Regions from separate parts of the Homo sapiens genome. Here region 1 is linked to region 2. Evidence: read pairs that join two places in POLR2A ChIA-PET (ENCODE). Cell type or tissue: MCF 10A. All regions are shown on one strand. Links, peaks and the distances in the headings refer to the core of each region. The heading gives the core; the rest is flanking DNA. Region 1 has its middle 18 kb from the start of ISM1. Region 2 overlaps ISM1 (isthmin 1).

Region 1 (5,382 bases), core at 104-5,103, 84 kb before region 2:
GTGTTGAGTGCTCACCATTTGGAAAGGGACCTGTCCCTTTGAATTGCAATTATGCTAGAGCAGAGAACCTGCAAAGGGTGTCATCTCTACTGCAGGTAGCTCAGACTGTGATCCTGGAAGCTGGTCAACCCCACACCTACAAAATAAACCTCAACAGCATTAAAACCATCACTGTAAACCTCCAACTCACCTTCTAGTGAAGTTTCTCTCTCTCTCTCTCTGAGGCTGAATACCAGTTCCCAACAAAGGAAACAATGGGAATGTGATATCTGTGGTTGGAAAAAGCACTGCCTTTAAAATATGGTTTATTTTCTCATAAATCCACTTGACTTAATTTATCTAAATCCCATTTGTAATTTAAAAAATGAAATAAAACAAAATAAAATAAGACAAAGAGAAATAAAACAAAATTGAAAACACCAACGGAGTGGCCAAAGAAGAAAACTAACATTGGAGGTAAATTTCCACCTAATCTGGATTATGTTACCAAAGGCAGCTTCCTGCCTTCCCAGTGAGGGGGAGGAGTTAAGACCAAGCTTCATTAGCCATAATGATAATTACATGCATTTTCAAAGAGGCTATTATGCCGAGGCTTGAAGTGCTCTATAAACATTAATTAATTTAAGCTCTGGGTAGCCCAGCACCATTATGTCTTTTGTAAAGAAAAGTAAACAGAAGTGCTTAGAAGCTAAGTGGCTTCACTAGGCTCATTTAGCCAGCTGGCAGCATAGTTGTGAACAAAACTGAGTCTGAATGACAGTCTCCAATGCCAGTCACAGGCACAGAGGACTGCAAGGGACAAAGGGAAGGAGGGATACTGCAAAGTGGGATTAGTAAGGAAACGGCACAATCCTAAATGGGTTTCAAAGTGGGAGTGATGTGGCCTGATTTGCATGTTTAAAAGACCATTCGCACAACTGCGGGGAGAATGGGATTGGAGAAAGGCAAGAGTAAAATTAAGAAGGTCAGGAGTGTTGAAGGAGCCCTGGAAAAGAGATGATAGAGACCTGGCTGAGAGGGCTAGCCCTGAGGATGAGAAGTGGGTGGATTTCAGATGCGCTTTGGTGGTAGAAAATCAGCAGGGCTTGCTGTTGGATAGGCTGTGGAGGGGAAGGGAGGGGAGAAATTTGAATAACTGGGTGGATGATGGCACTTAATTTGCTGCCATTTTGCATTATGCCTATCATAACTATCTGTATTATCACAAATCTTTAGACATTGTCAATCAACTAAAAAAGAAAGAAAAATAGCACTTAATTATCATAGGAATTTCTATTTAAATATTAATGTGCAAAAAAAAAAAAGGCAATGAGAAGAGGAAATACATCCAGATTTTTACTCTGGGTGATCAGAACTATCATAAATATAGGTTTAGTTTTCCCTGATGTAATGGCCTGTGAAAATTTAAAAATGAAGAAAAGTTTGGGATGAAGCAGTAAAAAATTGTGGGCTCTGAGATGGTAAACTTTTTTTTTTTTTTTTTGAGATGGAGTCTCGCTCTGTTGCCCAGGCTGGAGTGCAGTGGTGCCATCTCGGCTCACTGCAACCTCCGCCTCCTGGGTTCAAGTGATTCTCTTGCCTCAGCCTCCCTAGTAGCTGGTATTACAGGCCTGCGCCACCATGCCCGGCTAATTTTTTATATTTGTAGTAGAGATGGGGTTTCACCATGCTGGCCAGGCTGGTCTCGAACTCCTGACCTCATGATCTGCCTGTGTCGGCCTTCCACAGTGCTGGGATTACAGGCATGAGCCACCGCGCCTGGCAGATGGTAAACTTTTTGAAGGTATCCACCCCTCCATACGCACTACCCATCTCCAGGCCTAGCACAGTCAGTGATGTGATGATAAATATTTAGCAACCAGCTTTGCAGGGAGAAAGGAATCAAGTTAGGGGAGCCCTGATTGGTAACATTTGCTGATTTCAATGGCACAAATATTCCCTCCATGGCTGAGTTCAAGCTACCAACATGATGTCATTCAATGGAGTTGGAAAGCAACGTACAGAAGCACATGGTTATACAGTGCATCCACCACACAGATGCAGCAAATGTGAGTAAATTCAAGGTCATTGTAAAATGTAAAGAGGAAATAAGTTTTGAGTATTACTTTTGCTTGTAATATCATATCTTTAATTGTACATTTATGTAATTTAATTCTGAATAATGGCCATGATTAAAAGCAGCTCACAACGTTTCTGAAATTTTAACATTCAGCTCTCACAAGTCACTATGTCCATCTTTAGCACACCATTCATGATTCACTGTAAGACATGCTAGATACCAATTGTTAAAAGAAAAACTCTAAACAAATTAAATTTAACAAAGTCTAATTGAACAAAGAACAATTCACCATTAGGGTAGCCTCCCAAACCAGAATAGGTTGAGAGCAAGGCTGGCTCTGCCGTGTAGTCAAAGAGGATTTATGGATAGAAAGAGGAAAGTGACGTACAGAAAACGGAAGTGAGGTACGGAAACAGCTGAGTTGGTTACAGCTGGGCATTTGCCTTATTTGAACAGAGTTCGAACAGTTGGCCACCTGTGAGTGGTTGAATTATGGCTGCTGTGATTGGCTGAGAATGAACTATTTGTTATGAGAAGATTATAGTCGGCTTCTACATCCAGTTAAGCTATAGTTCACTATGTACACAGAAGCCTGCAAGCAGAACTTAACATATGTAAGGAGGCAGCTTTAGGCTAAACTTAATTTAACACAATGAATGTTTGTGGAATGAGCTTCACTGGACTCCCTAAACTGATGAAAACATCTGTTTTATCATTCAAATTCTAGAAGGGTTTTTTTTAACCAAAATAATTAATAAGCAGTTACTAAGCATTAACTACATGCACAAAAGCTGAGTGCTAGGGGTTGGGGAAAATAAGTAACATGTATTAAATGTTACTGTGTGCCAGTCACTATTCTAGATTCTTTAATAAGTGAATTAATGCATGCAACAGCTTTATAAGGAGCTAGTATTATTATTCCCATGTTATGAGGGAAATTGCAGCACAGAGAAGATTATAAGCTCGATAATGCCACTACTTGAACTCTCTAATGTCAGGATAAATAAATTAAAATGAAGTAAAATCTCTGCTTTCAGCAGTCTCATAAAGAGACATGTACATAGGTATCTATTTCACATGCAAACACTCAATTTAGTTCATGGATCAAACTTTAGGATCTTGTTCAGATTTTAAACTACTGAAAGATTTTATAGTTTCAACAGTCACAGTGCACTTGAAATTATGGTCTATTTTAATAAAATGTGCCTTTATGGATAAATAAATTAATGGATAAATTAATTAATTAAATGACAATTCGGAAAAGCAATTAATTAGTTTGGTTAACATGGTCAATAGCTGCATTTTTAATTAGCAGTGATTTAGCATACATTTTTTATAGCCACTGCCTATTTCTCTTCATGCCACAACTTGCAGAGAATTAAGTTATAAAACTAGTTTATATGCCTATAAAAACCACAAGCTCTGCTAAATGGAAAACAAAGAAGGTAATTTGTACTGTCAAATCATCTTTTTAAACTTAGGAGGAGGGATTAGGGGCTGGCTGATTCAGAGTAAGAAATGCAAAACCTGTAAGGATAAACTCACCCTTTAAAATAATGTCTGACCCAACTTTTTAAATCTATTTTCAAACTACAACAAACTTGTGACTCTGAGGGACAAAAGTGTTTGTCCAAATGCTTGTCACATTGGTTCACACTGAAAACAGCTTTAAAATCACCTCGCATAAAATGTAGTAATGTCATAAGACTTCTCAGAATCCTATGAATATAACTTCAATAATATTACTCAAGCATCTATATGTTTAAAGACAGACTTAATCAGTCTTTTGAGTACTGATTGGTTTTGGATTTCCATACTTTTATTTTAATTTTGAGACGTCTTAGTTCCAAGGCTGAAACAACTTAATTGCTTTTGCAACAGAATTCCCTACCTTTGATGGGAAGCCAATGACAGAGACTCCTCAGAGGGCTGAGTTGTTCTGCCTGTCTGAGCCACTTTTATTCAATTATTTTACATCTAGAGCTCACAATTTTCCTCTGCCATTTCCGGGATCCCTTGTTGGAGTTGTGTCCACCTTTGTAATAGAATTCTTCCCCTGGGCATGGAAATATTACTGAGGCCTCCTTTAATAATTTTAACAAGGTGTTGTGCAAAAAGACATTTATTTCATGTGGGCGATGTGTGGGAAAAATATCTTTTTAATCCTGGATTTATATATTCATATATATATATATATATGTATATTTTTTGAGACGGAGTCTCGCCCTGTTGCCCAGGCTGGAGTGCAGTGGCGCGATCTGGGCTCACTGCAACATCTGCCTTCTGGGTTCAAGCAACTCTCATGACTCAGCCTCCCAAGTAGCTGGGATTACAGGTGCACGCCACCAGTGGATTTATATTTTCTTCCCATTTGAACCCACTTTGGATTTGGTATGAAGTAACTGCCAATTTTAAAGGTCTTAAGACAGAATTGGGGCCAAGATATATTTTGTAAGTAGTGAGAGTATCTTTATCCAGCTAGGGCCACGTGCACCAGCCCCTTCTGACTGGAAGGAGGAACACAACAGACCACGGTGGAAATTGTCTGCAGAGGGCTGGTGGCTCTGCACAATGCATGGAAGCACTGAGTCCCCTCAGGCCCAGACTCCCCTCCAAGAGAGACCTCTTGGAGGATACCTAGGACCTTGTGGGGTACCTATGTTGCCTCTTACCAAAAGGGGCTGCCTTGGCTTCTGCATTTTCTGGAAAGGTCTGCTACTGAGCTCTGGAACCATAAATCAGGTCAAATTGCTCCTCTGCTTGGGACCTTTTGCTGTTTTTCCGTAATTCTCAGAATAAATCCATGCCTCTCCATAGGGATCTGACCCATGCCCACCTCTCCAAGCACTTCTTCCTCCACTCCCCTCTCACTGTAGCCATACAAGCCCCATTTCTATGCCTTGGAGATGCCAAGCCCTTTCCCACCTCCAGGACTGTTTTAAGTGGTGGATCTTTTGCCCGGAAATCTCTTCTAGTATGTCCCTTCTCAAAATCAAGTGTCTGTTCAAATGTCGCCTCCCCAGAGATGGCCTCCCTCAGACTCTGTCATGTTCTACTTGAGCTTCTATGAAGGAATACCACAAACTGGGTGGCTTCAACTACTGACATTTATTTCTTACAGTTCTAAAAGCCGAAGAGTTCAAGATCAAGACCCTAGCTGATTTAGTGTCTGATGTGGGCCCACTTCGTGGTTTACAAACTTGCAAACAGTCATCTCCTTGTCTATCCTCACGTGGTGGACAGCAGAGAGAGGAGGCAAGTGCTGTCATGCCTCTTCCTGTAAGAGCACTAATCCCATTCATGAGGGCTTCACCCTCATGACC
Region 2 (5,382 bases), core at 333-5,332:
AGCTATGGAACAGGATACGGTGGGAGCAGACAGATCTTAGATCTAATTCCAGCTCAGCCAAGCTTCACCTGTGTGACCTTAGGCAAGTACCTTAACCTCTCTGAGCCTCAGTCTCCCTGCCCATAAAAAGAGGATGTTTCCACCTACCTCACAGGGTTGTTGTAGGAGTTAAATCAGTAGATCGACAGGGCAGCTGGTTAAAGCAAGCCCTCAGTAATCGGTAGACACTGTCATCTAGGATTAGTGGTGCAGGTTTACTAGTGGCCAAGTCAAGACCCAAGTCACTTCAGTTGCCCCACCACTATGACTGGCCCACAGGACGCTAGTGCCCTGAAACTAAGAAAGGACTACTTTAAAACTCCAGCGGCATCCTTGAAACCCAGCTCTCAGCCCACTGCACTCGGGATAGTTTTATTTCCTCCTTGAGTTATTTGATGTCACAGCCAGGGGCTGTCAAAGCACCATATAGATGCTCCCAGGAACTGTTTTTTCCTGCCGTTGTCATTATCTTTGTGATTATAGCTGCTCACATTCATTTTCTGCTCTGGGCAGTGGCCCCTGGTAGGTGAGCAACTGAGAACAGGCTTGTTTTATTATAGCAGAAAGGAGCACTGCCCTCAATGATTTGTCCCTGTCAGAAATGCCCGTTCTGTTCTTTGAAGACATTAAACAAATAGAAATCCCCAAGAGGAGGGTCTTTGCCGGGACATTGATGGGGGCCCGTGTGCTGTGAAAGCTTCAGGGGAGTGAGCTCACATACATACTTCTTCCTAGGAGGCAGTTTCACTTCACTGTCAGCCTCAATAGAAATAATTAGCCACATGGCGAGTTCTATGCCTAACTTTGGGGGACCCATATGAAAAAAATGTTTGGAAATAAAATGGCTTTGTGAGCATTTAAAATAAAGATGTGGAGAAAGCCACTTACTGCAATAATAAATCCTTGATGGCTTCAGAGTCTGGCAGCTGTCTAGAGAGTATATTTTAGGGAGGATTTTATGGGGTATTTGTAATAGTTAGCTTTTGCTGCTTAGAAAACCACCCCCAGGCCAGGCATGGTGACGTATGTCTGTAATCCCAGCACTTTGGGAGGCCAAGGCAGGAGGATTGCCTGAAGCCAGGATTTCAAGGCTAGCCTGGGCAACATAGTGAAACCTCATCTCTATAAAATTTTTTTGAAAACTTTGGCCAGGCATGTTGGCACATGCCTGTAGTCCCAGCTACTCAGGAGGCTGAGGCAAGAGGATTGCTTGAGCCCAGGAATTCAGGGCTGCAATGAGCCATGATGGTGCCACTGCACTCCAGCCTAGGTGACAGAGTGAAACCTCGAAACAGCTTAAAAAATAAAAAAGAAAGGAAAAAAAAAGCCAACCGCAAAATTAAAGGAATGAAAGAGTTCTCTCCCTCACAAGTCCGTGGGTTGTCTGGACTCTTCTGGTCTGGTCTGGACTGGCTTGGCTGGGGCTGGATGGTTTAGGCTGGCCTCACTCACAATGAGGGGTGCCCAGCTGTGTAGATGCTGTATTGAGATGGCTGGGGCCTCTCTCCACTGGTCCCTCCCCCTCCAGGAGGCTAGCCTAGGCACTTCACGCTTGGGGGAAGAGTTCCCTGCAGCAAGACGGAATGCACGGGCACTTTGTATACCTCAGCTGGCATCCTATTTGCTATTATCCCATTGGCCAAAGCAAGTCATGTGGCCCATCCTGGAATCAGCCCGAGAGGGGAGTAGCCAAGGGCGTGGATTTGGAAAGAGGAATTATGGGCATGATTTTTCACATAATCGGACACAATATTAACATTTAATAATTTAGATCCAAGAAACTATAACAAGAAAGTGCCTCATGCAGGGATTCCAACACAAGAGAGTTTAATGCTAAAATACATAGTTTAATGCTAAAATCTCAAAGTTCAGGGGTGATGTCTCTCCAAATTTGCTCTCTACATTGCGATAATGGAGAGGCCAGGCTGCATGAGATTTCTGGATAGTGGAGGTCCCTTTGCTTTTGCAAAGCCAAGAACACCATTTGGCATCATTGGGTTATGTCTTATGCTGGTACCCACCCCACAGGTGATGCAAACTCTACCTAGGGGATTTAATAAGATTTCTTCTGACTTACTCATTCCCCCTTTTTATGAGTATAAAAACATTATAATCTTTACTTTTGACCTTTTTTTAGCTGTTATTCCCTTTAACAAAATCTGGCCTCGGTGGTGTGTGCAGGATGTGACTGGGTGAGTGCTCATGTGCGTATGACCCGCTGCACCTGGATGCTTCTCTGACAAGTGTGCAATTGTGTGCTTGTTCCAGGCACCTCTCTGGTGCCCTTGGGGAGGTGACTGAGAGACACCAGACTGCAAAGTTCTCGGTGGGAGCAGCGACTGCTCCTACCTGAGTGGTTTCTCCATCCAGAAGCAACTTGTTTCTCCAGTCCTACTGTGTGATACCCAATAAGAGATGGTAGAGAGGAAAGAAGCTAATGCCAGGGAAGGCAGCCGAATTTCCTGACACAGAGCATTAGTTTCAAGCATCTGCTTAGCTGAGTGGTTGGAAAACCATTTCTTAGGAGAAAAATCAAAGTTCAGAAAAATTCTTTTTGGGGGATTGGGAGGAAAATAGATGGGGCCTCGGGGGGCAGATAAGATGGGAGCAAGCTCTCCACTCAGAGTTAGGGAGGAGGACACAACCATGAAATCCACCCCCCACCACCCCGCTCCTCCAATTCCACTTAGTGGACTGAGGAGGCTCCACAGCCCTGTGTTTGCCTGAGGCATGTTCAGAGTGAATGCCATGTAAACAACAGCCTGGAAGGCTGGCACGGGCCCACATTTCAGGTAGAAACATGTGTGGACTACATTCCTGCTGGGCCTATGTAATAACAATCGCCACGACCTGTTATGAACAGAGGGTACTCCCTCCCGGCAAGGGGCATGCCTTTAGCTCCACGCTTGGCAGCAGCAGAGGGCCCAAGGCCATAGGAAGATCTGGGTAAACCAGGAGAAACTGTCACAGAGCAGAGGTACTGCAGAAAGAATCACGCTTTAGAGAGAAAGGGCGTGGTACCAGAGCCCTGCTTTCCTTTCTGTTAACCCAGTGACCTTGAACCAGGCATCCTACCACTCCAAGACTTTACTTTTGATAAGAGGAACTCAGTTTGATAGGTGTATTAGTCTATTCTCATACTGCTCATGAAGACATACCCGAGACTGGGTAATTTATAAAGGAAAGAGATTTAATGGACTCACAGTTCCACATGGCTGGGGAGGCCTCACAATCATGGTGGAAGGCAAAGGAAGAGCAAAGGGACATCTTACATGGTGTCAGGCCAGGGAGAGTTTGTGCAGGGGAACTCCCATTTATAAAACCATCAGATCTCGTGAGACTTATTCACTGCCACGAAAACAACATGGGGAAACTGCCCCCATGATTCAGTTATCTCCAGCTGGCCCCACTCTTGACACATAGGAATTATTACAATTCAAGGTAAGATGTGGGTGGGGAGACAGAGCCAAACCATATCAATAGGGTACCACCCTCTCCCACACCTCTCACCTCCAAGCCCCCCTATTTCCTGGCCTACTTTTCCTTTTTGCACACCACTCATCAATTTCTAACATGCCATCTAATTCACTTGTTTTTTGTGTTTATTGATGATTGTTTCTCTTTTCTCACTAAAATATTAGTTCCTCCAAGGCAAGGATCTTTGAAAGTTGTACTTAATAGTGTATCTCATGTACCAAGAATTGTGCCTGACATACAAAAAGGGTTCAATAGGTATTCACTGGATGGATGTTGAATAATGACCTTGAGGGATCATCTCTAGCTTCACCATTAATGTATCGGTAATCTATTGCTACACGTAACAAAATATCCCAAAGTTGGTGGCTTAAAACAACAACCGTTTATTATTTCTCATGATCCTGTGGCTCAGGAGTTCAGGCAGGGCCACTGGGTAGGTACTCTGCTCCTGATGGCAACAGCTGCATTCAGCTGTCCACTGGGAATGGCTAGAAGGCTTGAGAAGGCTTTGCTCACATGTCTGGTGTCTGTAGTCCATGTGGCTCCTCTCTGTCCATGTGATGTCCCATAATTCACAGGTCTAGCATGGACATCTTTCACAGTAACTGGATTCCCCAAAGCAAAAGTCAGAAGCTGCCAGGCCTTAAGGTCAAGGCCAGCCCAGATTCTAGAGAAAATAGATTCTCCTCTCTCTCTCTTTCTCTCTGTATGTCAATGAGAGGCTATAAGCACAGAGAGGGAAGGAACTGAGGGTGGTTACCTTTGGAAACTGCCTAGCATATTACCCCATGCTGTGCAAATGTATGCATTCTCAGTAAGTGTTTTCTGGGCACCTTCTAGGGATGTACAGACCACCACAGTGCCCAAAACCTCCTTGCTGTCACAAAGCTGATCCCTAAATGAGCCCTGGAGCTGTAAACCTTTTAGCTCCAGCTGAAAAGTCCTCTCCAGCAATCCCCTCCCACAGCGAGAAGGATAGAAGTGAATAATTGACAGGCTGCTTGATGGGGAGATTGGGAGACTCTTTGGCCAAAGTTGATGACCATCTCCCTGGCTGTCTTCCAGATTCCACAGATGGCGAGGGTGACTGGAGTCTCTGGTCTGTCTGCAGCGTCACCTGCGGGAACGGCAACCAGAAACGGACCCGGTCTTGTGGCTACGCGTGCACTGCAACAGAATCGAGGACCTGTGACCGTCCAAACTGCCCAGGTGCGTTTACCTGAGTGTGTAGCTCCAAGTTCAAGGGGAAAGCTTTTTAATTTATCATTAAAAACTTAGTGACATTGTCTTTTTAAAAGATGCACTACTTTTCTTTTCTTTTTTTTTTTGAGACGGAGTCTCTCCCTGTCGCCCAGGCTGGAGTGCAGTGGCACAATCTCAGCTCACTGCAATCTCCACCTCCTGGGTTCAAGCAATTCTCCTGCCTCAGCCTCCTGAGTAGCTGGGATTACAGGCACATGCCACCATGCCTGGCTAATTTTTGTAGTTTTTTAAGTAGAGAAGGGGTTTCACCATGTTGGCCAGGTTGGTCTCAAATTCCTGACCTTGTGATCCGCCCGCCTCAGCCTCCCAAGGTGCTGGGATTACAGGCATGAGGCAAGATGTAACTACTTTTCTAATAAGACTTCTGACCAGAGTGAGTCAGGAGATAATTGATGAGCTGAATGGATTTTCTGAGTCTTATGCACAATTGCAGTGGCCGTGACCTAAAAGACAATGTCGCATTGTACTTATTTAATTTAGAGGAGGGACTCTGGTTAGATTGGGTTTTTGATGTGGGATTTGTTGTCCCTTGAAGAGAAACAGAAGGCAGACACTCATGGTCTGATGAGGAAGCCAGGATGAGAGGCTTGACAACCATCTGCA

Evidence for each region. Peaks named below come from ENCODE experiments on the same cell type or tissue, not always from the same donor. Only the 100,000 strongest peaks of a DNase experiment are listed, where the experiment ranks them.
Region 1: POLR2A ChIA-PET joins it to region 2 with 5 read pairs; 3 of 35 experiments call an interaction of 5 or more read pairs at or near these places.

What each region holds. Positions count from the first base shown.
Region 1 is chr20:13,200,289-13,205,670 of GRCh38, forward strand. It overlaps a transcript of TASP1 not described here. Among named protein-coding and RNA genes, the nearest start is that of ISM1, 18 kb to the right of the region's middle. In MCF 10A, for the core only: no CTCF peak of the experiment used is centred there; no DNase peak of the experiment used is centred there.
Region 2 is chr20:13,283,959-13,289,340 of GRCh38, forward strand. ISM1 (isthmin 1) reads left to right here. Exons shown (of 6, transcript NM_080826.2): 4 at 4,582-4,725. It also overlaps a transcript of TASP1 not described here. Among named protein-coding and RNA genes, the nearest start is that of ISM1-AS1, 47 kb to the left of the region's middle. In MCF 10A, for the core only: no CTCF peak of the experiment used is centred there; DNase peaks (open chromatin) are centred at 1,133 and 2,823.